2 separate regions of the Homo sapiens genome follow, and region 1 is linked to region 2. Evidence: chromatin loops called from intact Hi-C (ENCODE). Cell type or tissue: heart left ventricle. All regions are shown on one strand. Links, peaks and the distances in the headings refer to the core of each region. The heading gives the core; the rest is flanking DNA.

Region 1 (15,467 bases), core at 4,045-12,044, 190 kb before region 2:
AAGCTGGTAAGTTGAAGACCCAGGATTTGAACCTTCATTAGTCTGACGTTTGAGCTAGAGCTCTTGCCCACCACAAATGTTCTCTTTTAATTGTATTTATTGCCAATCTAAGTACAGCCATGTGCCACATAATGAAATTTCAGTCAGTGACAGACCACATATATGACAATGGTCCCCTAAGATTACAATGCTGATATTTTTTACTGTGCTTTTTCTATGTTTAGATACACAAATATTTACCATTGTGTTATAATTACCTACAGTATTTAGTACAATAACATGCTGTTCAGGTTTGTAACCAGAAGCAGTGGGCTATACCATAGAGACTAGGTGTGTAGTAGGTTATACCATCTAGGTTTGTGTAAGTGTACTCTATGATGTTTACACAATGACAAAATCACCTAATGATGCTTTTCTCAGAATGTATCCCTGTCCTGAAGCAACGCGTGACTGTACATAACTATCTGCTGGTGGTCTCCAATTGAAGAAAAAAAATGCATACTTTTTATCATACATCCAATAAACACTAACTGAGCACATATTATGTGCCAGGCCCTGTTCTGAGAGCTGGGGATCCTGCCATCATGGTGATGCTATGGGTAAGAAACCTTAATGATGTAACCACACCATGCTGATTGAAATCCCCTCGTGGGTAAGGGGAGTGGCAGGTAAGATTCAGGTGGGTTGAAGGCACAGGCCAATGAAATTGCAGAAATTGTAGAAAATGAGATGATGAGTCAGGATTACTAAACAGAAATTTTTAGTAATTTTATTTAATATTTATTGTATCCAGGTTCACCTGTCATGTGGTCATGTCTTATCTGGAGGTTTTTCAATGGCAGGGGCTATATCATACTTTAAAACACCCACCTCAGTGCTTGGCATAGTGCATAGTAGTTTGAATTTACTATTTTTTTAATAATGTTGTTTCCAAGAAAGATGTACAGAAGTTACTCAGGGATTTTCAGATGTAATGACAAGAGTCAGACAATCCTTGGAAAGTCTCAGTAGTGGAGGATAGATCATGCTGCATGTTATCAGGGTCATGAGCAAAGAAATAAATGTTTAACTGAAACAGTTTTAGTTAAATCAAATGGGAAACTAGTACGATGGCTAAGCAATCAGAATGAGTGCCTGGTAACAAAAATGTGAGGACAAAAAATTAGGCTGAGTGAAAGGAAAACAGGATACGGAATATTAAGATTTTTAATGTATTTGTGGCAAATAAATTTTTCCTAAGGTTTTTTTGCTTTTAATTTAGAATTTTTATGTATAGAATTTTTATATTTTCACCAAACCTAGTAATCCTTTCATGAAGAAATAACCAGAGAAGTGAGCAAATATTTTCACTCCAGAATGTTTAGTACAGCATTATTTATAATCTCAAATATGAGAATATTTAACTGCATAGTAATAGGATAGTGAATGGTTAAATAAATTAGTCTGCTCACACAATGGAAAACTTCAGTTATTATTCAATTACATTAGAAAACAATCACAACTTAATATTAAATGAAAGAAGCAACAAGCTCAAAATCAAAGTTTCATATATATATATATATATATATATATATATATATATATATATATATACACACACACACACACATGACACACCCCTCCCAAAAACGACAAAATAAATACATCTTTTTTCTTTTTTTGAGATGGAGTCTCACTCTGTTGGCGAGGCTGGAGTGCAGTGGCACGATCTTGGCTCACTGCAACCTCCGCCTCCCAGGTGCAAGTGATTCTCCTGCCTCAGTCTCCTGAGTAGCTGGGACTACAGGCATGTGCCACCATGTCCAGCTAATTTTTGTATTTTTAGTAGAGACGGCGTTTCATCATGTTGGCCAGGCTGGTCTCAAACTCCTGACCTCAGGTGATCCGCCCGCCTCGGCCTCCCAAAGTGCTGGGATTACAGGTGTTGAGTCACCGTGCCCGACCCTAGTTTAAATACATCTTAACATTGCTATCTCAATATGGTGTGATTAAGAGATATTTTCATTTTCTTCTTTATAGCTTACCAAATTTTCTACAAGTAAAATTTTAAAGTCAGGAAAAAAAAGTTATTTAAATAAGTTTAAATCAAAGAGAAAGTATACACATAGCACCTCTACTGTGCATCTCTAATTTGCTGAAGACCTTAGCCACCAGAGGCCTCAACCACACTGGCACATGTCGCAAATTCTGGTAATGTTATTTTAAATAAATATATTCATATATTCCTAAACTCGCCTGCAAAGAGGTTTCAAAACAGATTCAGCAGTGGCCAAGGGCAGTCCCCAGGATGAGATGACACATTTTAGTGAATTCTTTGACTTTGACAATACATTCATTTAACAAATATTTACTGAGTGCCTGTCATGCTCCTGGCACTCCGTTAGGTACCAGGGGGTCAAACTGGGTCCCCGGGAACAAATGACCCATTGGGCTGACATTTGTCCTACATACCCTGATCCTTGCAAGATGCGGTGGAAGTCTGGGCTGGGTAGTAACTGGGCAGACCTGTTCTCAATTCTCCCACCTCATCTGGGCTCTGACCCTTCCTGGATGTGTGGCTCTGAGAAAGGCTGGCTTCACCTCTCTGGCTCTGGCTGCCTCATTTGTAAAACAAGGATAATCCTGACCCAGTTCGTGGCACTGTGGTGAAGAATAAACAAAAAGCGTTCTGGGCTTGTTTTTATCTATACAGTGCCAGATGGATTCTACATGTTAATAGCTACTGTTGTTTCCTTCCTTTGAAAATTGTATATTTACTCTTTAGGAAACATAAAGGGTCAGAAATAAAGTTCAGTGATTAAAGGGATATTCCATATTTTTCTTCCTCAGAATATCCAGATTAACAATTACAGAAATGAACACCCATGTTTCCAACCACAGCCAAAAGTAAAGTGGAACTGGAAGATCTTGAAACGTTCAGGAACCATTCCAAGGACAAATCTAGGTGAGATGCTACCAGTCATTAGGGAAATAGTTCAATTATGATGAGCACTTCAAAAATCTAATAAGATTCACTTACAGTTTTTCCTCTCTCCCTTTTAGGAAGGGTGATTCTAAAAAAGCAACGTTCAAAAATAAACAAGTTTTTAAAAATTTAACATTTCTAAGAAAAGACTCAAGGGCACAGGAAGGATGCCAACCATATGTCCAAATCAGAAGTAAATGTGCAGATATATCCTGTCTCTCTCCCAAACTGAACTCACTTCCCAAACATTGGGAACATTTGTAAAAATTAGAAGATGAGGTGGAAATAGAGGTGGGGAGAGGGAAAAATACAGAGACATTAAAATGGGATGTGCCTAGTTGAGATGTTTCCCTTTACTGGCTATTGACATGACTTAATAACAAGTGTACCAATACACTGACAGAGAAAGTGCAACTCTAACCCCCTGGTGTTCGCATTTTATGTGAAAGATTAAGGATATTTTCCCAGATACATACTACTAATTTCTGACATCTTCCGTCTCCTTGTGGTCCTTTCATCAAGTAAGGATTGGTAAATGGTATTAATAGGTTCAGACAGCTTCACAATATCTGGACTAAAATCCCCCTACCCCTCAGTTCTCCGTTTCATGATGCTGCCTGTCCAGAGCCACTGAGGCAGGGCAGGGCACAAGTGGTTCAGGTGAATGGACATCTCCACTGCCCCCTGTCTGTGAGGCTGTCACTTGTGCAATTCCCTTCTTACTGCACCCATGCCTTGTCCACCCTTGTTATGTGGGAGTCCCGCACACGCCAGCTCCCCTGTGGAAACGTGCAGGGAAGGCAGCCACGGGTGACATTTCCAGCACTGGTTAAATATGGACAAACCTCGCAGCTTCCCACCCAGGTAGGGCAGTCCTGTACAAATGGTAACCGGCAGGGTTTATTCCGAAGGACACGAGTGTGCCATGATATATTCAGTAGTTGCTGTACTTTTAAAAAGGGAGTTGTAAAAATTATCTTTAAAATGCTTGTTGATGCCCTGTGGGTATGAGTCACTTTGTGAAGCAGGATCAAAATGGATTCTCTATTACGGGTTTCTGCTGGCTCTTTGATTCTAAACAACTTTATTAATGTTAATAGGAGTTATATACACATCAATGAGAGAATAAATTCCCAGGGTTTAGTGGAGCTTCCATTAATGATCTGTAATAAGCAACGTAAAATGCTTTCAAATTTTCTTTCAAGTAATAACACGGTACCCCAGAAGAGCTGAAAATGAGGCACAGGTCTCAGCACAGGGTAGGAAGGATCCGGGGGATGGGAGAAACAAGGCTCTACAGCTTGTGGGAGGCTCTGTGGGACGAGTCCTCACAGCCACTCACGGGAGTGGAGCAGGAGGGATGGACACAACTTGCCGAAGGGATATTGAATATGAGGAAGGGAGGAAAAGAAAACGTACAAAAAGTGAGCTTGATGCAGAAGGAATTTACTATGATCTAAAACGGGAACGACTGCAACCGCGCTTCCTAAATCTGTCACAGGCTCATCCCATTTTTTTCTGAGCTTAAGTTAATACTATTCACTGGCTTACAAAAATACCCACTAAGATGAAAATGGGAATTTAAGTTCCAAGGATGATGCCACAGAATTCCTAATGAACAGGTTATTTTGCAGTGACACAGAGCTCTGCCTCAAATGTCTGGAAGCCCAGCTTTAGATTTAACCCTCTCCTGCCCACATCTCCAGTTCTCTCCTCAACTCTTCTCATGGGAAATCAAATGCCAGATTACTGATATCCCCAGAGGATAGCAACCCATGGGGGCTGCAGCAGACAGACAAGTATAAATGGCAAATGACTAACTTCCATGATTTAAGAAAAGAATAGAGCAAAATTTGAATCTAAAAGTCTAATCACTATTTGCTCGTTCATACTTAGTCACCTTACACTTCCTTACATTTCATCCTGATGCTTCACAGACAGTAGAAGGACCTCTGCCAACAAATTACAAGTCCACAACATTAAGGATTAGATGCACAGTGGGAGAAGAATGGGGATGTGTACATTTAGCCACTGAGAGTCTAGTTTCATACCTGAGAGATCTGGAAACACTGTGTGCACCGCTGGCGATGCTGCAGGTGGCCAAGCAACGCTCAAACCACTGGCAACAACAGGGTAGTATCTTGATCTTCTGGCTCAGTGGTCACTTCCCACACAGCAGATTTTAGAGCACTTCAGGTTTAAGGGGGTACTGAATTTACATATTCCAAGGTAAACCATGGCCATCATCATCAAGGCAGAGCTCCATACACCGTGTACATTTTATTTAGAATTAGGTGGCTTTTCAAAGGAGCTCCCCATTTTTCTTTTATCACCTGCCTAGTTGCCAGGAAGCAGAATAAATGCCAATTCTTACGACATGTAGTTTAATTGAACAAATATATATAGACATTTGTTGGCTAGGGAAATGATTGGTTGGATAATGCTGGAATACCAAAATTCAACAGAACTTCCGTACCAGCCACTTAGACACATCAGTGAATACGTCGTTCACTCTCAATTCTCAGTAAACTGGGGAGTCTCTCCAGTAGTCCAGATCCTACTAGAAAAACATAAGCCACTTATAAAAGTAGCAAGTGTATCTGAGACTGTGACAAATGAAAACAGTGCCTGGGTTGTGCACTGTTTTTGTCTTACTCCTTCCTCTCACTTCCATTGGTATTAGACATACATATATATGGGTGTTCTGTGGACAAACCATATGTGAGCATTCTTTGAGAAAATGGCTTTGCCTCCATCTCAGCTCCCCACAACTCCTGGCTTAAATCTGTTAGGCACCAGGGGAAGATCTCTGTGTAATGAATGACTAAACAAGGTGCAAGACACTGGATAGATGACAATGAAGGGAATAGAGAAGCACCAGACACCATCTCAGCATTCAAAATGTTTGTAGCCTACTTGGCAGATAAGCAATATACATATCCCACATTAACTAACAATGCAATACTGATATGGTTTGGATCTGTGTCCCAGCCCAAATCTCATGTTGAATTATAATCCCAGATGTTGGAGGTGGGGCCTGGTGGGAGGTGACTGGATCATGGGGGCAGATGTCCCACTTGGTGCTGCCCTCATGATAGTGAGTTCTCATGAGATCTGGTCATTTCAAAGCATGTGGCACCTCCCCCTCTCCTCTCCCACTTCCCCCTCTCCTCTTCCTCTTGCTCTGGCCATGTGAAGTCCTGGTTCCCCCATGCCTTCTGCCATGATTGTAAATGTCCTGAGGCCTCCACAGAAGCTGAGCAGATGCCAACATCATGGTTCTTGTACAGCCTGTGGAACTCTGAGCCAATTAAACCTCTTTTCTTTATAAATAACCCAATCAGGTAATCCCTTTTTTTTTTCTTTGAGACAGAGTCTCGCTCTATTGCCCAGGCTGGAGAGCAGTGGTGTGACCTTGGCTCACTGCAACCTCCACCTCCTGGGTTCAAGTGATTCTCCTGCTTCAGCCTCCCGATAGCTGGGACTACAGGTGCCTGCTATCACACCCAGCTAATTTGTATTTTTGGTAGAGACAGGTTTCACCATGTTGGCCAGGCTGGTCTCGAACTCCTGACCTCAAGTGATCCGCCTGCCTCAGCCTCCCAAAGTGCTGGGATTACAGGCATGAGCCACCGTGCCTGGTCCCAATCAGGTAATTTTTCATAGCAGTGTGAGAACACTCTTTCTGGCTGAAAAAAAAAAAAAAATTCATTGGATTTACAATGCAGCATCTTATTCCTTTGTGGGACAGGAACGTAGTAGAGCCACAGTCCACTTAACCACTATTTACCAACATAGATGTAGAGTGGGTTTCTTAAATAAACTGGGAAAAAGTCCTAGATTTCTCAATCATACATGATTTTCTTGGCTAGGAAATCGTATAATCTGGGACCAGAAGATGACCAGAATCTAGTTCTTCTAAGGGAGAAAAATGGAAATCCAGCAGCCTAGCTGTTTACCCACTTTTCTTTATTAAAAAGCCTCCACCTGCTTTGAAGACTGTTCACAAGATCCTCCAACTGCCTCAAAACATCTGCTTCCCACTAACCCTCAAAGGCCATTTGGAGTTCCAAGGCCAAGCTCCTGCTTCATCCCTTGAGCACTGCTTTTGGCTAACTGGTAGTATTAATATTCTGGATATTCCAAATCACTCTGCCCTTCAGGGGCACTCCTCTGAAAGTATTAATTCAATCACTTCAAATATTTGGGCTTCATTATAACCTTTTTTTCTCTCCCAAATCATGCCACTTTTATGGCTTGACTGTGGAAGTAAGGTTTTACCCCACAATCTTTTTTTTTTAAGTCAACCGGTAACATTAATAAATGTCCAAGAGGTTTTCTTATTCCTAAACTACTCTGAATTGAGGACTGCAAATTATAAAACTGATCAGATCCCAGCCAGTTTCATTCATCATATATCCTCAGCTGTTTAGTTTCACATTCTGTTTCATATTCTCCAATCTGTGAAGAGTCAAGTATAAATACTGTTAGTATCATGGAAGGAAGTAATCCACTTCATAGTGTTTTGAACCAGTGACTCCTGGGGCATGGGGGTGTGGGGTAGGTGGGGAAAGACCACAGAGATAAAGGGTTAACACAGAAACTTGAATAACAGTCTTTGCTTATGGCTTTGACTGGCTAACATTTAACACCATTGCTCCTGAGATTAAAATGAAACAACTTGCCAAGGATAATTTCATTCTTGCAGCCAACAGCGCAAATGTAGAGTTTCCTGAAGGAATAATCTGCGGAAATGCACAGCTTCCCAAAGCAGCCATGGTATGTTAATATGGGATATTTTGCTTTCCAAGGAAACACCAAAAAAATATCCATAGTGTTAGGAATGGAGCAAACCACATGAGAAGAGAACAGGAAAAGCTTCTTCTCTCCCAGAAATGACCTCCTCCCCTCAAAATGGTTTCCCACGTGCTAATTGACTGCGGGGATGAGACAGTGTGGATACAGCTACTAGTTTCACTTAAGTCTTCTTATGCTGAAACCCACAGTTTACATCAAAAGCTGCTAAAGTAAACCAAATAAACCAAAATGGAACATTTCATTCCTGTGTATTTAAAGGCAGGAAGAGACATCATCGTTCTGAAAATATACGAGGGCCATGCTTAAGGATTCAGAAAAACAGGCCAAAGTCAGGCTTGAAGAACACCCACATCCCCTGTGATCATAAAACCCTCAGATTTTATGGGGGAACTGGGGGGAACTGGGGAACAGAGACCTCAGCTTTAGAAGCGGCACCCTCTGTTCTGGGCATTCCTTTCTTCCCAGGTGGATGCTGTAGAGGTCCCCAGTAGCTCATAAGCAGACTACTGGGACTGCGGCTTTCCAGCATCCCTGTTCCACACAGGAATAGGATGCTACATCGCAAAACCAATGAATTTTTTAAAAAATCCAGAAGGAGGTAAAACTTTAAGTTTCTCTTTCATTCTATTGAGTAGCTGGATTTTGGAAACAAACACACCATGCCCTAAATTACGTCCAATGCAATAAATGGCACAACCTGAATTTTTGGTCCCTAGTCTTTGTTCACTGGGGTATAACACATAATCAGCCTCTTGGTAACAAGGGGATACTTAGGCAGTACTTACACCAACAGAAAAGAAAACGAGGGCTGTGACTCATAAGCAGTATGTGGTCCTTCCCACCAGTGGGTACTGTGGCGTTGTGTGGAAACTTGGAGGCTTTAATAAGAATCTGCTACGTCAGCACCATGTAATATAATAGAAAGAACTCAGTGAGGACTTCAGAAACCCTGATGCTGCTCTAGGCTTCGCTGGTCATTTCTCCTGTGATTTGAGTCACCACATCACTTCCTTAGTCCTCAGCTTCTTTATCAAAGTACACCAGGTGATTCTTATGTTTCTTCCAGGCCTCTCTGCCTTAAACCTAACCCAGGGGTTAACCTCCAGGAGTCCTTTTCAGCCTGCTTCAGCCTTTCTAACAGGCCTCCCCTTAATCTAGTGCCCTTTCTGCTACCCCGAGATAAACACCACATGACTCGAAGTGTGTTTGCCAGACAACTGTTTAGTCCTACAAGGCGTTTTACATGTATGGCCAAGGAGCAGGAACACTATCTTTGAAGGCTTCTTTTCTACCAGCGAAGAGGCTGGCAACCACAACCCCTCTTAGCCTTGGCATTCCCATCACTAAAGTGGGACAGACATCTTTCTCACGGAGCTGTCAAATATCAGGTTCTAAGCCATTGTGAACACTGCCAGATACAATTCATGATGTCTGGATAAGCGTGAATTTCAGATACACAATTTGGGACATACTTACATTAAAAATTATACATCGTTTATCTGAGATACAAATTTAACTGGGTGTCCTATATTTTGCTGTTTGCCAAATCTGGCAACTCTACACATGTGAGACGCTGCTGTTGTTGGTCTTAGGTACCAGGCTGCCTCACCAAACCAGTCTTTACGCAGAATAAAACAAGGGTCCATGTGGTTCAGGTTCCTTCTGCCCTCCTACACTGGCCCCCTTTCTGCTCCTCCTATCGGCTTCACAGCATTACACATCCCACCTGGCTCCCTTCTTCCTGAGGCACCTGAATTGTCTACTGACCACCCTTCCAAGCACAGCCCCCTCCCCCTTCCCTTGGTTGAACAAGCTGGCTGAATTAACTCATACACATGCATCACTGATCATTTAATGAGTCATCAGCCCCCTCTGAAACCACTGCTTTTTCTTTAAAGGTCATTTACAACCTCAAATTAAAATGACTGAATTACAGGCCGTGTAAAAGTTGAAGTGGAAAAAAAAGTAGGCAGAGGGGTGGGGGAAGCTGGGACCACTTAGGAGCTGGCTCTCACAGTAGTTCCTCCAGCGTGTTTCTGCTTTTCCTAGTCTTTTCCTTTTCTTCTGAGCCCACAACAGCTCTTGAGGCAGTTGAAGACCCTGTAGATAAGGGAAAAAAGGAACGGGGAAGTGGGATGGGTGCAGTAGGAAGCTGGGGTTTACGTGTAGACTGGTCACCACATTCTTCCCACGCAGTTCCTAGGGTGCCCCAGCACTAGCATCTAATTTAGATTGTAGAAAACACAAAGCCTGACTGAACTTTCTCCTTTTTAACCAGCTTGTGTTCGGAGATGAAATACAATTGCACGAGCTTGTAACTCCTGGAACCTGGACGTTGGTCAAATATAACCCCAGGGGCCATAAAGAACCATCTCTCTCTTTCCAGAGCACATCAGTCTAGATGGCTCTGAAGGCTAACCAGAGGAGGAGGGGGTGGGACACACTTGCATCAGTATTACTCAAGCACCCCTGACTGGGTCAGGAGGACACCCCTTCGGCCCAGCTCTGCCCTCCTGGAAGGATCCCTGTCCCTAGGTTATTCGGTCCAAGATGACCCTTCACCTTCATGCCCACAACCCATCAGCTAACAGCATTTCACCAAACCACCAAAAGGAAAAGGCTTGAAACAAAGTAAATCACAAAATGTGGCAAAACAGATAGTGTACTATCCTTCTCAGGCAATTAGCCTCAGCAGAGTGACCCTCATAGGACCTTTGCAGGAGATGGAGCTGCTGAATGTCCCGGCCCACTATTGAAGGTGAGGTAAATTATTACCAACTGGGGACCAAGAAATTCTGTCTTATAATTTTGCAATACCCACTGCAGAGAGCTGCTGGCACCTGGGCATGCTGACTCAGTGGAATGCACCTTCCCATTATCTTCATATCTTCCTAACTATGCCGAGACTAGGGTGGGAAATGTTTTAGATGGTAGGAGTGGGAGTGGGAGGCTGAGAATCCTACATGCCCCAAGAGCTTCACATTCTTATTCAATCCTCCCAACAGCCTAGGAAGGAGAAATGGACCCCTGGGTCCACGCAGGATTTGAATTCATGTCTTCCGGACCCCAGCGCTGATTGTCCTCCACACGCTATTTGTTTCATTCAGAGTGCTGAGCTCTGATTTCACGTTTCCCTTGGAAGAATGGAATGTTGATGCCTTTTCTGGCTGCGCTGTGTGTGACAGGGACAGACTACTCATTTCATGGGCTTATAACAAGGGATCTACTGAGGGATTTATTTTAACAGAGGACTTATTTATAATATTTTTTGTAGGAAAACAGTGTCTTGTATTTAGTTACATTTCATATCTTGAGTTGTACTTTTGTAGCACACAAGAATTTGTTTCTCAGCAGACGATGGTGAGGAACTCCAGGGCAAAATAGACACTGGGCTTTACTCCTGGATAATGGAAAATGGCCTCTTCAGAATCTTGTGCAGTGAGCCAGGGAAGTCTGGTCACTCCTGCTAATGGATCAGTTCACTGTTGTTAACAAGGAGTTAAAAGAGCAATTCTTCCACTCTCTCTCAAATTAGTTTGATTTCTTGACTTTGTATTATACTGTATTTTTAAAGGATAGTTCTTCTTTACAGCCAGCAGGAGTTTCTCTTGATTACTCACTCACTTACCCCCAGGTAAGACTAACACATGGCACAAAAAGCAGGGATCGAGTGCCCTTTATCTAGTCACCTGTTCAGAGGGCTGCCCAGGCTTGGGTGCTATGTTATCAGGTTCTGCATCCAGTCAACTACAAAAGGTTAATCATTGCAAGAGCCTTAGAGGCATCCTAAGTGTCTCCAAATGAATAGGTTGGGAGGTGAGGCCTGGAACCTGCATTTTCATAACTTCCCCAGGGGGTTCTGAAGCACCCCCAGGTTTGGGGACCACACTGGTATAGAACACCCTGCTATTAAAGGTGAGGTCAGGGCCGGATGTGGTGGCTCATGCCTGTAATCCCAGCACTTTGGGAGGCCGAGGTGGGCAAATCACAAGGTCAGGAGTTCAAGACCAGCTTGGTCAACATAGTGAAACCCCATCTCTACTAAAAATACAAAAATTAGCCAGGTGTGGTGGCATGCACCTGTAGTCCCAGCTACTCGAGAGGCTGAGGTAGGAGAATTGCTTGAACCTGGAAGGCGGAGGTTGCAGTGCGCTGAGGCTGCACCATTGTACTCCAGCCTGGGCGATAGAGCAACACTCAGCCTCAAAAAAAACAAAAAACAAAAAACAAAAAAAACCTGAGATCAGAGGTCAGTCCCTCTGGAACCACTCAGCTTTGCTGTGTTACAAAGGCACTGAAGCAGCAAATCTGCAAACACACTCTCTATCAATCAGGGTACCAGCAGGAGACAGGTGGCACCCTCAAATTATCACAAAGGGGTATTTGCCAAGAAGTGAGCAGGGCACAAGGCCTAGTGCAGCCCCCTGGGCTAGTATTGAGGGGGAAACAGGTAGGGTGGCTCTGTTATACCTAAAGGCTGAAGGGGCAAGGTGAGGAAGCAGACACCAGAACCTGGACAGAAACGCTCACGGAAGGGCTGCCTGACAGGGATAGTGACCCCATTTCAGGGCTGTAGCGAATCAGGAGGGACCCCACTGTGGGTAGATATTCTGACCTCCCTCTTCTCCCTCCCTCCAGTCTCTGGACATTCTTCTTGCTAAACTCAACTAGAAACCAAAGGGAAAGGAACTCACTGACGTTGTACATAGAAGTCAATTTTCTGGGGCACAGAGCAGAGTGGAGAGTATTTGGATACAGAGGAGTATGACGAAGACGCCAGGTGCAAAACTTCAAAAGCAAGCATACCAGGGAGTGTCAAACCCTCACCACCATCATCACACAGGACAGCAGCTAAAGGCTGTGCCACACCCACTCATGGAAGCACCTGATGCTATAGGTAACTGCAGAGTTCTACCAGTAACTTTTGAAATGACACAACTTCGTCCAGAGAAGTCGTTCAACAATAAATTCACAAATGTTCTTATCAAATATTTATGGAGCACCTATTCCATGCAAGAAATGATATCTTACTTTAGCCATGTAGTGAAGGTTTCAATGTGTTTTATGTTAAACTCGGTAAGTGTTTATCTGGTTTTATGAAGCCCCCATTGCTTTTTTCCTAAAAGAAACAAAAATAAATACACTACAGAAAAGGAAAATATCTCAGATTTTTAAAATGGAAAGATACTAAGCTTTAACTGCCCATACTCATGGCCTATAGCAAAAGTGGCCTTTTAAAAATAAAATATATGATTTTCCAGTTAGGTTTTACCTCCATCTTGGCAAACAAACATATGATGTGCTTTCAGGTAGTCTAAAATAAATGGGTTGAAGAATAGCTTTATCCCATCTTTCAAGATCCACACAACTAACGTCAGTTCCACTAACCTGAAAAAGTTCTCAGGAGGCATCGCGATTGATTGCCATTCTCTACTCTATGGTTACCTTCAGTGGGTAACCAATGAGAGACATTTACATTTCCCTGTATCCATGTGCACTTTTCATCAGCATAAGTGAAGAATAAGCACGAGTCTCTTGAGTCCTCTGGATTAGTCATGGTGCTTCGTGGCATGGGGAATGATGTGAGCTCCTAGGGATACACCAGGTTATTTCACAAACACATGGCAGATGTTAGGTGGCACTAACATCAAACCACAGAACATGAACCTTATTTATTTTCCAATATTTTTCAGGCACCAAAGTCTCAGCCAGATGTTGCCATGTCAGTGACACCCTCCAACACCTGCCAATCCCCCTCTTCACTGGGGAGGTGTGGCCTTAGGCTCGGAGCCTTCAGGCATGGGCCTCTCTTATTTTCACTTATTGATTTTAATGGTTATCATTTCTATCAAAGAATATCGGTTTTCTACTTGAGATGGTCATATAAATTTCTTTTAAAAATTTAGTAGAAAAAATAAATTCAAGGGAAAATATATATTTTCCCTTAAAAAGGTGGCACATAGATATAGCAAAAATCATTAAGGTAGTATACAAATGACTAAAGTGTGGAAACACTGATGTAATACTAAGTACACCTCATGAATCAGAAAAACTTAGGTTTTAGTTCTAACTGCCCTCAAATAGGGATTAATGACTGATTTCCTTACTTTATAAAAAGCAATCCTTTCAGTGAAGGTAGTAGCTCTCTGGTCAGATGGCTGTAGCTCAAAGAGGGTAATAAAAATTTAGTAAAACTGCTTTGTAATCTGAATCCTGTCTTGTTCATAATATGACAGAGATGCCTATGATAAATGATTAAGGATTAAGGTTTAAAGATTTATATCACTATTAGGATGAAAATATGGGAATATACATCATGAGGGTAAGGTAAAGGTGGTCTCCTTGTCTGTTGGCATCAGGTCTAACAAGGGGGCCTTTGGCTGTCACTGGAATGGGAAGAGAAAAACCTCTGATTCATGGAAGGCCTTCACTGAGAGTATCCCAGGGCCATCCAGGCAGAATTAAATTACAAGTGCAATCAGTCATGGGATGTGAATCCACTTGATGTCGGTCTGGTAAAAATACTGAATATTCTGCGGTATTGAAAGTGCAAACACTTTCAATGGTTACCTCCTGTGTGAACTGTAAATCTCTTAGATGTTTTAGTTCGGCCCTGTTTCATCCCAAGTCACCCAAACCCGCAAACTCTAACCCCTTGAAAAATTTACATTTATGTTCATGTTCCTTTCAAGTTAAGACCTCAGGAAGCACTAAATCAACCAATGTATGCTGTCTTTTTTCTTCTTACAAATACGAGTGTGAAGCCCAGTGCCTGGGTGCACTCACACCCACTTCCACACATGCCTACACACCCCTGCTCCCTGTGCCTCCCCGAAAACCCACCCTGTGGGTGGAGCAGAAATGAATGCTGCCTGGGGCCCTTCCAGGAAGAGGTGTTTGAAACAAAGCATTCTGTCCTTCTGAACTCTTCCTTACACTCGCGCTTTGCTAAATCCCATATGTCAGCAGTCTTCACTTTGGAGTTAGGGTCCTTTTCCTATCCACTGTTGTTTACTTGTTTTAAAAATATTTCTACAATGCATCCGTTGTTCTCCATTCACTATATAATTGTATAATACATTGGCAAGCAACTGCTCCTCAATGAATAAAAGTGTGTTTTACTAAAGAATAATTGGAGCTGCTTGGCACAGGAGCCAACCTTGCCCGGCACCAGCTGATATATGTGGCAAACATGGCTGTCTTCTGCCTGTGCCTTTGCTGAATATACAAGTAGTCAGGAGCTGTTAACTCTAGGAGCTCAGTTTTAGGTACACAAGATACAGAAAGTTTTTAATGCTGTATGATTTCATTTATGAATTTCTTTAGATTTACTAAGTTGCTAGAATTACAGGAAACAAACAGACTTTAATTTTACAGAAGCCATCAAGTTTAGAGGAAACTTTCAAAAGGAAACGTTTTAAAGATGCCATAATGGGTAGTAGCAGGCTGTAGGGCTTGGGGTATGTGTACAGTATAAGGATTGGAGCTGTAAATGTAAGTACTGCAAACACTGGACAATGTGGGTCAAATGGCTTCTGTGTTCCTTATTCTAACTGAATCCAGTTTCACAAATAGACTTGTTTGAAGACAAAGGGCAGAATGTAGTTTTATATTTCATGATCTCTCAAAGCACATCTGCACATTTTTGGGTGACTGCCCCACCCTTATCCCCTTCTCTGGGAAT
Region 2 (15,467 bases), core at 4,104-12,103:
CGTAGGCAATAAACTTAGCTTTGACTTATCAACAGGTTGCTTTGGTGATAGTTTGCACAGCCAGCATTCCACAATATCTCCTAGTTTGGAGGACATGTGCTATGTTCCAATGGTAAGGGAAACTAAAAAGATAAAAATTTTACTCAAATGAAAAAGTGGTTCCATTGGCAGCTCCAAGCCACTGACTGGGCCCAACTGTCTCACACTTTGGAATAATAAAGTCCTTTAAGCACTAGTGGAAGAAGGACTCCACTTCTAGACTGTGATCCATAGAAACACAACAAAGTAACTAGTGGAGCGGCAGGACAGCCAGGAGGCAGAGGTCCTTGCAGGAAGACTCTTCAAGGTAGAGAGTGGCAGAGGCAGGAGGAAAGTGTTGGCTGCCCAGAGTACACCCAGGACATGTCAGGAACTCTTGCACAGGCAGCAGTGATGATTTCATGAATGGTGCGCTTAGCTTACTTACTAGTTACTTTTCTCTATACTGTATTCCCCAAACCCAGGGATGCATGGTTATACATAAAAGATTGGCATCAGAAAGGCCCATGGTCATAAAAAATGAGTCCTTCAGTTATCAGCCCAGATAACCAAGCAGCCACTAGAAAGAGAAAGTATGGCAAGTGGGTTAATACCAAGCAGGAGAATGCCTGTGAATGCATGCTTGAATGGAAATGAATGAGAGAGGATAAGAACCTATGGGCTCTGGGCTATGGGGAAATGAAGGCATAAAGGGACTAAAGAACACGTGATACTTAAAGTAGAAAGGAGTTGAGATCCCAGAACAGGCTAGGGTTAAGAGGCTGCCTTCTCCATAAACTGAGATCCTAGGACCCCTTCAGGACCCCTCCTACAACAGATTTTGGGCTAACATCTAATTCTCTGCTGGGTTAGGCAAGAGGAAAGGAAACACAGAGGATTTGTAATCTCAGCAGGGTAAAGATTTGTATGAAATGCCCCTGTGAAAACCTTCACTTCCCTTGAGAAAAGTATCAGGCCATAGGTCAGTCACACTGTAAATGAAATGAGCTAGTCAGCTTACTTGCCTTCTGACATTTATATGAGGAGGGAGAAATTCGAGTTTGTGTAAGGGTAGGAGGCTTTGAGAGGTATGGGGTATTGGGGGAAGAGGGAGAAGTTATGCAGAGCTTGACACACTTCAGAAGAAATCAGGTGTGACAGGATGTTGTAATGGGGCCCTGAAACCAGAGGAAATAGTATGACATTCAATGTGTGTATGTGCCGGGTGTTCACAGGTGAGAAGGGGACCAAACAATATGAGGACCTACTCATAAATTTGTTTCCTAGACCAGAAATCCTGCATTTTGGGACTAGTGTTGGCTCAATATTCTAGAGGTTTTAATCTGTATGATGAAAATATTTGGTTAGCACTGGCCTGTATGTCTGAAGAATACATATTTCATTTTAAAGGTGGTTAGAAAAGAAATATTCTGAACAAAACAGACACCTCAAAGATCTGAGCTTTATATATAAGGGCAGCATCACCTTTTTCTGTTAGGCGGGACAGATCATCTGGTTGGGGATTCTAGAGTCTTACCACTCTCAAACCCAACTGCTGAGAAACCCACACTGAAAACTGAGAAGTCAGGCTTATGTCTTGAGACTAAACCCTAGTGACGTCCAGCTGAGCTTTCAGTTAACTGTTTTGAGATATGGTGAGAATAGCAAACTCTCCTTTCTCCTAGTTCTCTGCTGTCAAATGGAGAAAAACAAAAACAAGGGTCAGAGAGCTATTTTTATTGAAGATCTCAAGAAGGACCAAGTCATTCATCAAGTGGAGCGGATGTGGTCAGGAAAAAGGACTGGCCAGAGAAAATCCATCTGCAGAGCCTCATCCTTATTGGTCATTTTTCCCCAAAAGACATCCCAGGATTCCTGTATCCTCTGAATGTGACCCATCGCCACCTTCATCATCAGCCTCATCATCATCAATGTTTACTTATTTTAACCAATAGATACACAATATAAAATTCTTGGATGAAGAATAGCATTTTTTGAACTCACCTTTAATACAGAGAAGTATGGAGAGGTTAAACAAATAAAAGGATAGGCTACAATCTCAATTTTGATAAATCAATTTTTAAAAACCTGTCAATGGTTATAAAATGCAAATATACAAATAGGTATATTTGCATAATTTGTTTATTTGCCGTCTGATTGATGGACACATCCTACTTATTTATTTTTTGGTATTACACATTTTATTGCTATGAATATCCTCAAATGAACAACTTGGTGAACTTTTAGACATATACCCATAAGTTAAAGTCCTAGCACTGGGTTGGTTGAGTTAAAGGCTGCATGCATAAAAATCATGGTAGGTCATAGTTACCCTTTATTGAATAACTAATTTGGGCCAAGAAAAGTTTTATATGTTATTTTTAATCCTCACAACAATCTTTCAAGGTCATTGATAGTATTAGTGATTACAGGTGAGGGTGAACTGAACTTCAGGGAGGAGGAGGCTGTTTTGACGAATGCCTATTAACCTCTGTAGGGAAGGCATTAGGTTCAAGAGGCTGAAGAAGAGACCCAGAGCCAGAAAACGAGACTTGGGGTTTTATTAGGGGATCACATGCAGGGGAGAGAGTCAATGACAGTGGGCTGGACAAGATATCTGTATGGTCTGGTGGCAGCAGGATGGGTAGGAGAACCAAAGCTGCTTGCAAACATCATGCAGTTTATACAGCATTTTCACTAACACCCTCCCCTTAATGACCTCCACCTCGCAATGTCCATTAAGGCTCCGGGCCTCAATCCTCTGTATGGCCCGTGTCCCACGGGATGGGCTGGGAGCTCAGATGTTACTCATAGACAAGGAATAAATCTCTGGATTGGCCACTCCTGGATTCCATAGCTGGGAGCACACATTCAGATGCATCTGTCATACAAGGTCATTCAGACTACAGGGACCTCCCCCGACCCTAGGTAACAGAGCTGAAGAGTGGCTGAACTAGAATTCAGTCCCGAGTCTTTCCAACTTGGAACTGACACAGTCATCTGAAGGCTACAAATAACGTTGAAGAGAAGATCATAAAGCTGGAGAATCCTGGCCATCTCTTAGTCCACACCTCACCCTTTCAGACGTGGCAGGGAGACCCTGAGAAGCTTAGTGTCTTGCCAAAGGCTATAGAGGTAAGATGGGACCGGGACCCTGCCTCCCAGGACAGCGACCTTTACAGTACACTAGTGGTTTTGTATGTCTGGGGCCACAGAAGCCCTTTTTCCAAAAAAGCTTGTGTACAACGGCTAAGCTCAGGTTGCTCTGCTTGAATCATGGGAGGAAGCCCCAGAGCCTGCTTCTGTCTTGTTTTCTACTTTTCTCTCTCCCAAGGCATTTCTGGGGAGCACGGTTTGAAAAACATCCTTTTTAATACTGTCTTTGAATGATTTTTTTGGTATGAAAATAAATTTTTAAAGTGAAATAAAAAAAAAAAAGAAAAACACTTGTCTATAGCACAGCTATCTCTGTGTGTGGGGTCCATCATTCTTTCTAGTTGCTTTGAGCAAACACAAAACCTCTAACTTCTTTTTTTAAAATGGAAGACTTGGGGGCCACCCTTTGTGCTGTGGTTTCTTTGGCCTTATCCCATTGTCCAGGGGAGGCATTGGTGATGGAGCTTGTTCATTTTTCTTGTGCTCATTGGATATGCGATCACAGAAGATGTATCTAGGACTCTGGAAGTCATAGAAACTCACTATTATTAGTCTGAGAAAAAAAATGGGGAAAGTATAGGGAAGAAAAAAATAATCCAAACATTGTTGGCTGGGTGTGGTGGCTCATGCCTGTGATCCTAGCACTTTGGAAGGCAGGAGGATCATTTGAAGCCAGGAGTTTGAGACCAGCATGGGCAATATAGTGAGACTCTGTCTCTACAAAAAGTTAAAACGAAATTGGCTGGGTGTGTTGGTGTGCACCTGTAGTCCCAGCTTCTCAGCAGACTGAGGTAGGAAGATCCCTTGAGGCCAGGAGTTTGAGGCTGGAGTGAGCTATGGTCACACCACTGCACTCCAGCCTAGGCGAGAGAGTGAGACCTTGTCTCTAAAACAACAGCATGAGCAACAATAACAACAACAACAATGAAGTTCATCTCCAATTTCTTATCCTGTCCTTCTCCAGCTGCCTCCCACCTGGGGTAGCCTCAGTGGAGAAGCACAGCTGCTAAACTAACAAGCGCAGTAAAGCTTCCTGGGCCGGATGCGCCATGAGAAGATGGGTAAAAACATTAGGAGCCATGCACCCATAAAGGAAACCAAACAGGAAATTTGATGTGAATCATCAGAAAGCACCCTGTATGGAGAGAAGGCTGTGGGGCTTAGTCAAAGACAAAGCACATGTTGTGTTGTTTAGGGATAGTGGATGGGAGAAATCATATTAGCTGAATCTATAATAAGATAGAAACATAGAGTGTCCAGATTCTTGTAAAGCAGATGGTAAATGAATTCTGCTCCTGGAGAAGGACAGTTTAAGGAATTGGAGATGAATTTCAGCTTTAGGTACTATAAGAAAAGGCCATATTGATTCACAAGACAGTGAAGCCAGGTGTTCTGTTTCCAAGGGGCTGTGAAAGCCTTTGGCAGACTGTGTAGCTTCGGTTCATTTTCTGTCCATTTATCCACTTATTTCTGTGGCACCTGCCACGTGGGGGCTGAGAGGCAGTTAGCATTATTACACCTGCTGGCAGGCAAGAATAATTGGAGTTGCACAAAGATAAGCAGGGTTCTGTTCAGTTAAGAGCATCGTCTGAAGTGAGTGAGGCTGTCTGCACACTGGGGTGCTTTGTGGGGGTCCTAAGAGTGGTCTCTCTGAGACAGATGGTCTCGTAGTCCCAAGTCACTACTCTAATTGGTTTCTCCCGCGTATGTAGGAGGTAACAGGGGAAGGTGGGAGCAGGTCATTAAGAACCTGTCACACTGACTGCAAAGTTAGAGAGGCTGAACACTGAGGAGAGACTGGGGCTTGTTTTCTCCCAAAGGACACTTTGGAGGCAACACTCACTGCCTCTTGCTCACACCAGCTACCACTCTGATCCTCAGAAATCACAACTTTTTGCAAGCCCATTGATACAAGCTTGTGATGCCAATACAGGTTGTCAAGGTGGTTTTGAAGATGTTCAAGTCATATCCCATGAGGACATTAACACGAGGTTTCAGTCTTAAGCAGAAGTTAGAGGAGAGAAAGATCTAAGTGTGGTGAAAAGAGTATTGGACATTGGAGAGGTGGTGTTAAGGGTCCCTCTTGATACTGGGCATAGGAGTTATCTTTTTATCTCTTTCCTTTCCTGTAATATAAAGGCTCTGGTCCAGAAGATCTCCGAGGCCATTCCCATCAATACTGGTGGCAGGAAACTGTCTCCTCACTGCTCCCTTACACCCATTCTCTCCCCTCTTAAGCCACCTTATGTAGAGATAAATCTAACATTAGTTGAGTGTCTACTATTGCACTATTCAATATAATTTACAGATACAAACTCATTTAATCCTCATACAATCCTATGAGATAGATACTACTATTTCTATCTTGGGGATGAAGGAGTTGAGGCACAGAGAAATTATGTAACTAGCTTAGGGTCACACAGCAAGGAAGTGGCTGAGTCAGGACAGAAGCATTCTGTTTAAAAGTGTTATGGCTATTCAAAATGGTCAAAGGACTTGAATGGGTATTTTCTCCAAAGAAAATATGCAAATAGCCAACAAGCACATGAAAAGATGTTCAATATCTCTAGTCATTAGGGAAATGCAAATCAAACCCACAATGAGATGCCATATCATATCCATTAAAATGCTATTATCACACACACACAAAAGGAGAATAACAAGTGTGGTCAAGGACGTGGAGAAATTGGGACGTTTGTGCTTTGCTGATGGGAACGTAAAATGATGTGGCTACTGTGGAAGACAGTTGGGTAGTTCCTCAACAAGTGAAACACAGAATTACCCTATCGATCCAGCAATTCCACTCCTAGGCATATACCCCAAAGAACTGAAATCGGGAACTCAAATACTTGCACACCAGTATGTACAGCAGCATTATTCACACTATGCAAAACGTGGAAACAACCTAAATGGCCACTGACAGATGAATGGATAAACAAAATGTAGTATATACAGACAATGGGCTATCACTCAGCCTTAAGAAGGAATGAAGTTCTGACATGCCACAACATGAATGAACCTTGAAAACATGATGCTAAGTGAAATAAATCAGACACCGAAGGACAAATATTGTATGACTCCGCTTTTATGAGGTACGTAGAATAGTCAAACTCACAGAGACAGAAAGCAGACTGGTGGTTGCCAAGAAGTGAGAAGAGGGGAAAATGGGGAATTAGTGCTTAACGGCTACAGAGTTCCAGTCTGGGATAATAAAAAAGTTCTGAAGATGGGTGGTGGTGATGGTTGCACAACATTGTGAATCTACTTAATGCCACTGAATTGTACACTTAAAAATGATGAAAATAGTAAATTTTATAATATATATATGTGTGTGTGTATATATATATATATATGTCTTAGTTTGGGCTGCTATAACAAAATACCTTAGAATGGGCATTTTATAAATGATAGAAATTTATTGCTCTCAGAACAGCCTCAGTTCTAGGGGCTGGGAAGTCCAGGATCAAGGCACCTACAGATCTGGTGTCTGATGAGGGCCTATTCCTCATAAACAATGCCTTTTATGTGTCCTCACATGGCAGAAGGACAACAAGCTCCCTCTGGCTTCTTTTATATGGGCACTAATCCCATTCATGAAGGCTCTGCCCTCATGACTGAGTCACCTCCCCAAATTAATGCCATCACATTGGAGGATCAGGTTTCAACATATGAATCTGGGGGAAGCACAAACATTCAGAACATAGCAGTATATTTTACCACAATATTAAAAAGGTGGGCTGGGCACAGTGGGTCACGCCGGTAATCCCAGCACTTTGGGAGGCTGGGGCAGGTGGATCACCTGAGGTCGGCAATTCAAGACCAGCCTGGGCAACATGGTGAAACACCCCTCTATTAAAAATACAAAAGTTAGGCCAGGCACGGTGGTGGGTGCCTGTAATCCCAGCTACTTGGGAGGCTGAGGTTGTACCTCCCAGGTTGAATCTGGGAGGCAAAGTTTGCACCTGGGAGGCAAAGGTTGCAGTGAGCTGAGATCGCACCACTGCCCTCCACCCTGGGCAAGAGAGAGAGACTCCTTCTAAATAAATAAATAAATAAATATGTACAGTCAGATTCCTTCCCTCTAAACTACACCTATGCCATGTCCCTCCTGCTATAACACTGTTAGAGGTTCCTTTCCTCTCATCCTACTCAGTGACAGCACCTCCGCCTGGGACCCAAGTGTAGGCTGCCTCTCGTAATAAGTTCTCGGCTGCTTTCATGTAATAAGCCTCCTCACAGAAGCCACGGTCGTGGCTGCATCCTGGCCCCTGCTAGGCTGTTGCAGCCTCTGCTCTCTTCCCATGTCGGGGGTTGTCAAAGCCACACTCTTTACCAATAAACCTTTTTTAGTTGACACCAGTGCTCTGGACCCTATCTTTTGGGAATTTTTCTAAGCCTTGCCGTCAGTGCCACAATCTTAATGTTGAATGAGACACTGCTTTGCACCGGTGTCTGCGTGTATGATGTCACTGCATCACCACTGCAATTCTACTTTGGGTCTAGAGTCAAGGGCAGAAGTGGAAATGCAGCAAACAATAAATACTTCGTGACTTGCCTCAAAATGATAATACCGCCGACTTTTATTTCAGCTCTGGCTTCCAGCTCGCCTTTGGGATTGGTCTGTGCTGAAAGCAATTTCCAAAGTTAGGACCAAAGAAGGAGCAGATGAATATAATTAGGAGAGGAAGAATAGGAGTCAGCCAAGCAGAGATCTGGTTCATTAATAATGGCCTTCGATTAGAATACTGCTTTTTGGGTGGCGTCTTTAGGATTCTCAGCATCAAGAGAGGCTGTAATTGCTTACAATGTTATCGGCCCTGTTGTCTTGTCATTTTATTTCTTAGCTGTTTTATATTCTGGGCGTAGAACCAGCTGGGAAGGATACAAGCCCAGTGGTGTCAGTGATAGCGGCTAACTGCAGGTATGGTCCATATTTAAGCCTGGGCTTTTATTCAAGTCCTTCATATTGTACACTCCTCAAACTGCTTAATGGAAGTGGGGGAAGAAGTGATATGGTTGGGGGGTCAGACAGGGAGGGGAAGGGAAGTGTTGAAACGTCATAAATTATGCAGTACTTAAAAAAATTCAAATTAATTTGAAGCACCTTTAATTATCTGCTTTATCCTCGTTTTATACTTTTGTCTGTGAAATAAAAAGCAACGTCCTCGCAGGCCGATGCGCTGTACCTGAACCGGGTGTGGCCAAACTGATCTTCCTGCCACCAAAGCCTGCAGGCTGTTCCCACTGCAGTGAAGACGTGCGGCGGTGAGCCTGCCTCTCCTGCCTGCGTTGGGAGGTGAGGTTCGGATGTGATCAACAGCGACCTCTAGCGTGAGCCTGAGACTTTGCATTTGGTTAAGCGTACAGAAGGAAAATAGCAGACATGGGAATTCTGATCAAATTTCCAACGAACAAAGGCGAGGTAACAAAAAACATTTCTCATTGTTTCCCCTGGTAGAGAAGCCCAGGACTGACAGCTGAGGATTTCACTTCATTGGTACCACTTACTCCCATCAGTGCTGGAGATGCTATTCCAAACATTGCCTTATTTCTTTTCCCTCAAACGGATCATTGGGATTGGTTTTAAAAAGCCCTTTCACTTGCCTTTAGGATTTCAACCAGAGAGTTCCCATAGGAAAGCATCAACTCTTTTACTGCAGGGTGTGTGTGTGTGTGTGTGTGTGTGGTTGAAATAGCGGACAGGAGAGTAGGAGAGAAGAGCAATGTCTCCGGGCGCTGTGAGGAGGTCAGGGGTTCCCGCTCACCCTTCTTCACTGACAGCCGCTCCCTAGAGGTGGCCAGCTCTCCATTTCTACCTGAGGCTGTCGACTATTGAAGATTTCCTTCCCCTGACCTTGGTGCGTTCACAGAGCAGCAATCAGCTCCAGGGGGTTCTTGCCCTCGCCCCTGCTTTCTGCTTCCGTCTTCTGCCCCTCCCACTCTTCTGAAGCCAGGTTCTGAGTCTCCAGGGTGATGTGCAGGCCAAGTGTGTGCACAGGCTGATGGCGCTCATTCCCAGCGAAGAATGGGGCCAGAGGATGACTTCCAAACTCTGTCAGGAGCCAGGAGCAGATTCTTTAGAGAAAGGCTAACATCGCAGTTCATGGCCCATGACTTTGCTGTTGGGGATGGGAATTTGTGGGATGTGTTTTGCAAGGGGTTTGGGGGGTTAGGGAATGAGGGAATATATTTTCCTGTAACTTCAACCAATTGAAGGCAGATAGATTTGCAGTACATATTTGCTGTAATAACTGGGTTTGGCCTGCCGTTGCCTTTTAACCAAGCTTCAACATAGAAATGCTCCATGTTTTGCTGTTGTGTTTTAAGCTATGAGCACATAATGGTGCTTGGGGCTTTCTCAATTTCACCTGTGCTTCCTCCTCCCAGTAGTATTAGATCAAGGACCCAAGCATTTGCTTAAAGGGCCTTAACTCTCAGGGCCTAATCCACGTGCCCTATCAATACACAAACTTACAGAGACATTTTCAGAGTTATGAAAATGTACACATCAGAAGCAAGAAGTATATTACATGTGAATACCCTTTATACAATTTCTATTAGACTTGTCCTAGTTTCTTTTAGCAACAACCATTGTCCCCACAAAGATTCTCTTCTTGACCAAACTAGCAGACTCCCCTGAGCCCTCTTCTCTACTGGGGCTCGACCTTGATCTATAAACACTTGAACAAACACTAACAAAGTATCAAAAAACTCAAAGCTGCACCCCTCAGATGACCCTAGCCCCCATAAAGCACCTGCCTGAGAGAACTCAAGGCTACTAAAAGAATTTACTGTTTGTTCCTGCCAACACCTAAAGACAGGGTCCCAGTCACCCAATCTCTGTAGTAGGGTAGGAATCTAATTTCAATAAGTGCCAATTAGCAAATCCAGGTGGGTTTCACGTGGATCAACACCTCCTTCTCACTTTTTGTAATTTTTCACTTCTCTGACTCTACTGAGCCTCTACTCCCTCAATCCCATTTTGAAATATCCAGCCACATCTGCAAATCAAGGATGAGTTCAGTTCACACTGGACTCTTTTCTCTATTGCAATTGTTATTAATGTTTAAAATAGGCCCTTTCCACTTTAGTGTCCAGTTTTGTCTCCCTTTGATAGTCCATTTAAAAATGGTCCACAATGGTTGAACACATATTGAGCACCGTTTACTACAATCAGTGCTGAAGAAGCAGAGAAGAATCAGACAGTGTCCAAAGTAGTCCTCAAGGATCCAGCCATAAACTCACCATTAAAAAAAAAAACCCGTAAATACCAACGTGGTTCCCATATAGGGCCCCTGAGCATAGAAAATCACAAAGACCTAATCCCTCATCCATGTGTGAAAGCCAATAAGTTACAGAGAGCACTGCAGGAGCCGCCCTTAGAGTTGACCATCAAAAGCCAGAGATTCACACTATATCCAGCCATGGAAACCATAGGAAGCTAACATGCTGTCCCTTGCCTGGAACACATGTTCTCCAGATATTTGCATGGCCTGCTCCGTCGTGTCCAGCATTCTTCTTCAATGTCAACTCCATGGTGAGGACTTTCCTGGCCATTCTATTTCCAGTACATCCAAAAGAACCAGGCACCTAGTAGGTGCTCAGTAAACATCAGTTCAGTGAGTGTCTATATTTAACATTGTTGACATCTCTTTCTGGAAATGCTGTCCTCTTCACAATCTTAGTTCTTTTCTCTAGCTCTTATGTTGTGGTTTCTTTGTTTTCCATACTCTTATTTTTCAAGGCTCAGGTTCTTAACACATACTTTTCTCTTTCTCCACTTTATTCATTGGGGATCATATGGATTCTCAGAGCTGTATGTCTCACATCTATGCTCCCTGCTAGTCTCATATTTCTAGCTGCCTGGTGGCCGTTTCCTTTGAGATGCCTTACTGTCACCTAAACTCCCAAATTGCTTTACCCATCGGAGTCACTATCCCTACCAGTGTCATGATTTCCCTTCTGCTCAGCTAAACTTCAAAACTTTCAAGTTCTTTTTATTCCTCTATTTATGTTTTTTTCCCCAGTAAACACCAAGTCCTACGGGTTCTTCCTTCAGAATGTATTAATTAAGGAAATATGTATTTATTGCAAAACACAATGCTAAATACCTAGGGAAGGTGTGGTATAAAGTTTCCTATTTTTCCCTCAGGGAGTTTGTAATCTAGGCTGAGAAGAAAACCATGTTCAGGAATTATAATTTAAGGCAGAAAATAATTAGTCTAAAGTTAGGGTTTATGAGAATGTAAAAGAGGGAAAAATACTTTCACTTGGATTAGAGAAGACTTCAGGGAACAGGGAATATTTGAGATGGGCCTTGAAAATCAGGTGGTATTTGGACAAGCAGATCCCAGGGGAGGAAGGCCTTTCGGATAGGGGGAATGGCATGAACAGAACACCCCAGAAGCAAGACAACCAGGCCTGGTGAGGGGAAGAGTCAGAGCTGAGTTCAGATGGGTCCTAGAGTGCATGAGGGAGAAGAATGGGAAGCAAGGTGGAAGAGAGAGGTCAGGGACTTTTAGTTTCATGTTGAAGGCACTGGGAAGAGATTTAAAAATATTGATCAGATAAATAATGCATCAGAGCTGTGTTTCAGGAATGTTAATCTAGTCATAGCCTCTAAATGGGTTGCAGAGGGGAAATAAAAAGAGGATCATCAGCTAGGCTACAGAACATTGCAGCCTAAATGTGGGCAGCAGAAGTAGCAGTGGAAATGCAGGCACAGGGAGGTGGAGGAGATATTGGTGAGGGAGAATGAACAGAGCTTAGCATCTGGTTGAACATGGAGAGTGAAGAAGAAGAAATGGTAACAAACAAATGCTGAGACGCTGGACCCAAGTATCTGATCTCCAAGTCAGAAATAGGGAGGAGGAGATAATCAGATTTGGGAAGAAAAGGGATGTGTTTAATTTCAGTCCCAGTGAGTTAGAGGTGCTGGTGGGATATCCAGGTGGAAAGTTCACAGCTCCAGTAAGGAGTTAACATACATGCCTGGAAATCATGACCACAGGCAGACCTGTACGAAACAATTTTCTCCCCAACCAAGGTGAGAGTTAAGGGCAACAGATCAATGATGATTGCCAGGATGTTTCTAATAAGGGAAGAGAAGACATTCCTTGTGAAACGCCTACACTGATGTGGCAGATGAGGGAGATCCAGAGAAGGAGTGTCAAGAGGGAAGGAAGGAGAGAGTGTCGGAGAAGACATGGACAGCAGTTCAGGAAGGAGTTCTTGGCACTGCCAAATGCTGCAGAGGCATGAGAAAGTGTGCGGTAGAGATAAAATTGTTGGATTTATGTTAGCACTATGCCATGGGAAGTATAAAGAATGCATAAGATGTCCATTTCCCCCAAAGAACTTACAACTCATGGGAGAACCAAGATTAACTGTGCCTGAAACAAAAACAACTTGTTAAAAATTATAAACATGGGGTTTAGATGTTTTGTGTAGACACCCAGGAGCTCAGCAGAAAGAAAGGCCAGTGAAAGTTGGAGGAGTCAGGGACCATTTCATGGAAAAAGTGAGTGTTGAGCTGGCATAGCGGGGATATGGGGATTTGCACAGGCATTGCACAGTTCAGAAGGCACCAGGCAAGAAAGGCCATGTAATATAGTTTGGCTGTGTCCCCACCCAAATCCCATCTTGAATTCCCATGTGTTGCGGGAGGGACCCAGTGGAAGGTAATTGAATCATGGGGGCAGGGCTTTCCTCTGCTGTTCTTGTGATAGTGAATAAGTCTCATGAGATCTGATGATTTTATAAGTGGGAGTTCCCCTGCACATGCTCTCTCTTTGCCTGCTGCCATCCATGTAAGATGTAACTTGCTCCTCCTTCCCTTCCACCATGATTGTGAGGCTTCCCCAGCCATGTGGAACTGTAAGTCCAATAAACCCGTTTTCCTGTAATAATTACCCAGTCTTGGGTATGTCATTATCAGCAGCATGACAATGAACTAATGTAGACAAAGGCACAAGGGTGGGAATCAGTACAGTCTGGCTCTGAGACAGTGAGGTGACCAGACTGGCCAGGGCAGGGAGCATCTGGAGAGGTTGGAAAGCAAGGTTTTGGAGAGGCAGACCGAGAATGGACTATGGAGAGTCCCAACAAACACTGGGTGGATTGTGTAGGCTTGATGTGGTAGAAAGAAATCCTAGAATTTAGAGATCTAGAGATCTTGGAGGTTGACTGAAGTTCAAGTACCTTACCCAAGCACCCAGGGCAAGTTAGTGACAGATCCAGATAAGCAGATTTCTTGACGTCTTATAGTAGTCCATTCTCACACTGCTATAAAGAACTTCCTGAGACTGGGTAATTTATGAAGAAAAGAGGTTTAATTGACTCACAGTTCCACAGGCTGTACAGGAAGCATGGGTAGGAGGTCTCAGGAAACTTACAATCATGGCAGAAGGCAAAGGGGAAGCCAGCATGTCTTCCATGGCAGAGGTGGAGAGGTGCCACACACTTTTAAGCAATCAGATCTCATGAGAACTCACTCACTATCATGGGAACAGCAAGGGGGAAATCTGCCCCCATGGTCTAATCACCTCGCACCAGTCCCCTCCTCCAATTTGACATGAGATTTGGGCCAGGACATGAATCCAAACCATATCACTCCTCAATCTAAACTTGCATGAAACTGGTGTCATAAGAGATTGTTCTGTTGGTGGAGTGTAGGAGCATGGAGAAGAAGCTGGAGAGAGGAGGATCCCAGGGTTCTGAAATGAGGGCCTCTCCTAGGAAGTAAAATTGACCGTAGGGTGAAGCAAGGGCATGTCAGCTCAACACCCACTTTTTCCATGAAATGGTCCCTGACTCCTCCAGCTTTCACTGGACTTTCTTTCTGCTGAGCTCCTGGGTGTCTACACAAAACATCTAAACCCTATGTTTATAATTTTTAACAAGTTGTTGTTGTTTCAGGCACAGTTAATCTTGGTTCTCCCATGAGTTGTAAGCTCTTTAGGGGAAATGGACATCTTATGCATTCTTTATACTTCCCATGCCATAGTGTTCAGCACATCATTGTAACAAATACACGTAGTTTAGTTGTTATGTGTGTGCCAGTCAGGGTTCTTCTGAGACACACATACACACGTGCGCGTGCACACACACAAGTGCGCGCGCACACACACACACTTATTTTAATGAATTTGCTAATGTGATTATGGGGATGTGGCAAGTGCTAAATCTGTGGGGCAGGTGGTAAGCTGGAAACTCAAGTGGGAGTTGATGTGTCAGTATTAGGGCAGAATTTCTTCTTTGGGAAACCTCAGTTTTTGCTTTTTAGGCCTTCAAATGATTGGATGAGACCCACCTACATTATTAAAGGCCATTTCATTTACTTCCAAGTCAACTGACTGTAGATGTTAACCACATCTACAAAATACCTTCCCAGCAACACCTAGATTAATGTTTGATTAAATAACTGGGTACTATGGTCTACCCAAGCTGACACATAAAACTGACCATCTCATTGCACTTACTGATGGAGTCATAGTGAGAAATTCAACAGATGGAGTTTTCAGAGTAAAAGCAGAGAAGGGTCACTGAGAGGCCTGGATAAGAAGCAGTGAATTTCCAGGGTGCGTGGAAAACTGATGCCATGTGGTGCTCCTGGGTGAGGTCCTTGGCAAGAAGTTTATGAATCAGCAGGAACTTGCAGGTTCTGGAAATTTTAGGGTTAAAAGGATGAGAGGAGGAGATCACTGGTAGAAGGTACTGGAAATGTTTTTATATAAAGAAAAGGAAAGAGAGAGGGAGAGAAGAGAGGGAAGAGAAAGGAGAGAGAGAAAGAGAAGGGAAGAAGGTAGAGGGAGTGGGGAGAAAAACAGGGAGGGAGGTGAGAGAGAGAGAGAGAGAGAGAGAGCACAGGAGGAGGAGGAGAGAGATCTCTAGAGTTTAAAATCCCAAGTCATTGTTTGTGGTGTATGGTTAAATGAAACTGAGGTGAATTTAAATGGCTTCAAAGTTAGGCATTTTGTGCTCTTTTCAGGCAATAAACAGAAACTAACAATAGACTCCAGAAATGTGAAAATAAAGTCAATAGGAACCTAAGTGAGACAAAGCAGATGCTTCTAGCGAGGAGAGAGAGTTCTTGACAGATTTTCAGATGATAAAAACTGAATTTTTTTCTGGAAATTGGTTTATTTCAAATATATTTGTAGAGATAAAACATTGAGGGAGTAAAAACACACACAAACAAATAGAAAAGCCAAACAAAACTGCTTACAGCAGAAACCCAGATATTTGCTGCAAAACAATTAGTATTAACATTGCTGAAGTGTTCCCTGAAATAG

The links. Peaks named below come from ENCODE experiments on the same cell type or tissue, not always from the same donor. Only the 100,000 strongest peaks of a DNase experiment are listed, where the experiment ranks them.
Region 1: a loop joins it to region 2, with 2.2 times the contacts of the local background. A loop is called at or near these places in 23 of 110 quality-filtered maps.

What each region holds. Positions count from the first base shown.
Region 1 is chr6:111,796,120-111,811,586 of GRCh38, forward strand. The region is part of intron 2 of FYN (FYN proto-oncogene, Src family tyrosine kinase); the gene reads right to left. Among named protein-coding and RNA genes, the nearest start is that of FYN, 70 kb to the right of the region's middle. RefSeq lists an enhancer at 8,830-8,919. In heart left ventricle, for the core only: a CTCF peak has its summit at 8,612; no DNase peak of the experiment used is centred there; H3K27ac peaks cover 1,900 bases.
Region 2 is chr6:111,988,826-112,004,292 of GRCh38, forward strand. LOC105377947 (a long non-coding RNA gene) reads left to right here. Exons shown (of 3, transcript XR_007059710.1): 3 at 1,704-2,081. Among named protein-coding and RNA genes, the nearest start is that of CCN6, 58 kb to the right of the region's middle. RefSeq lists an enhancer at 4,163-4,312. In heart left ventricle, for the core only: a CTCF peak has its summit at 8,496; a DNase peak (open chromatin) is centred at 8,456; H3K4me3 peaks cover 656 bases; H3K27ac peaks cover 1,125 bases.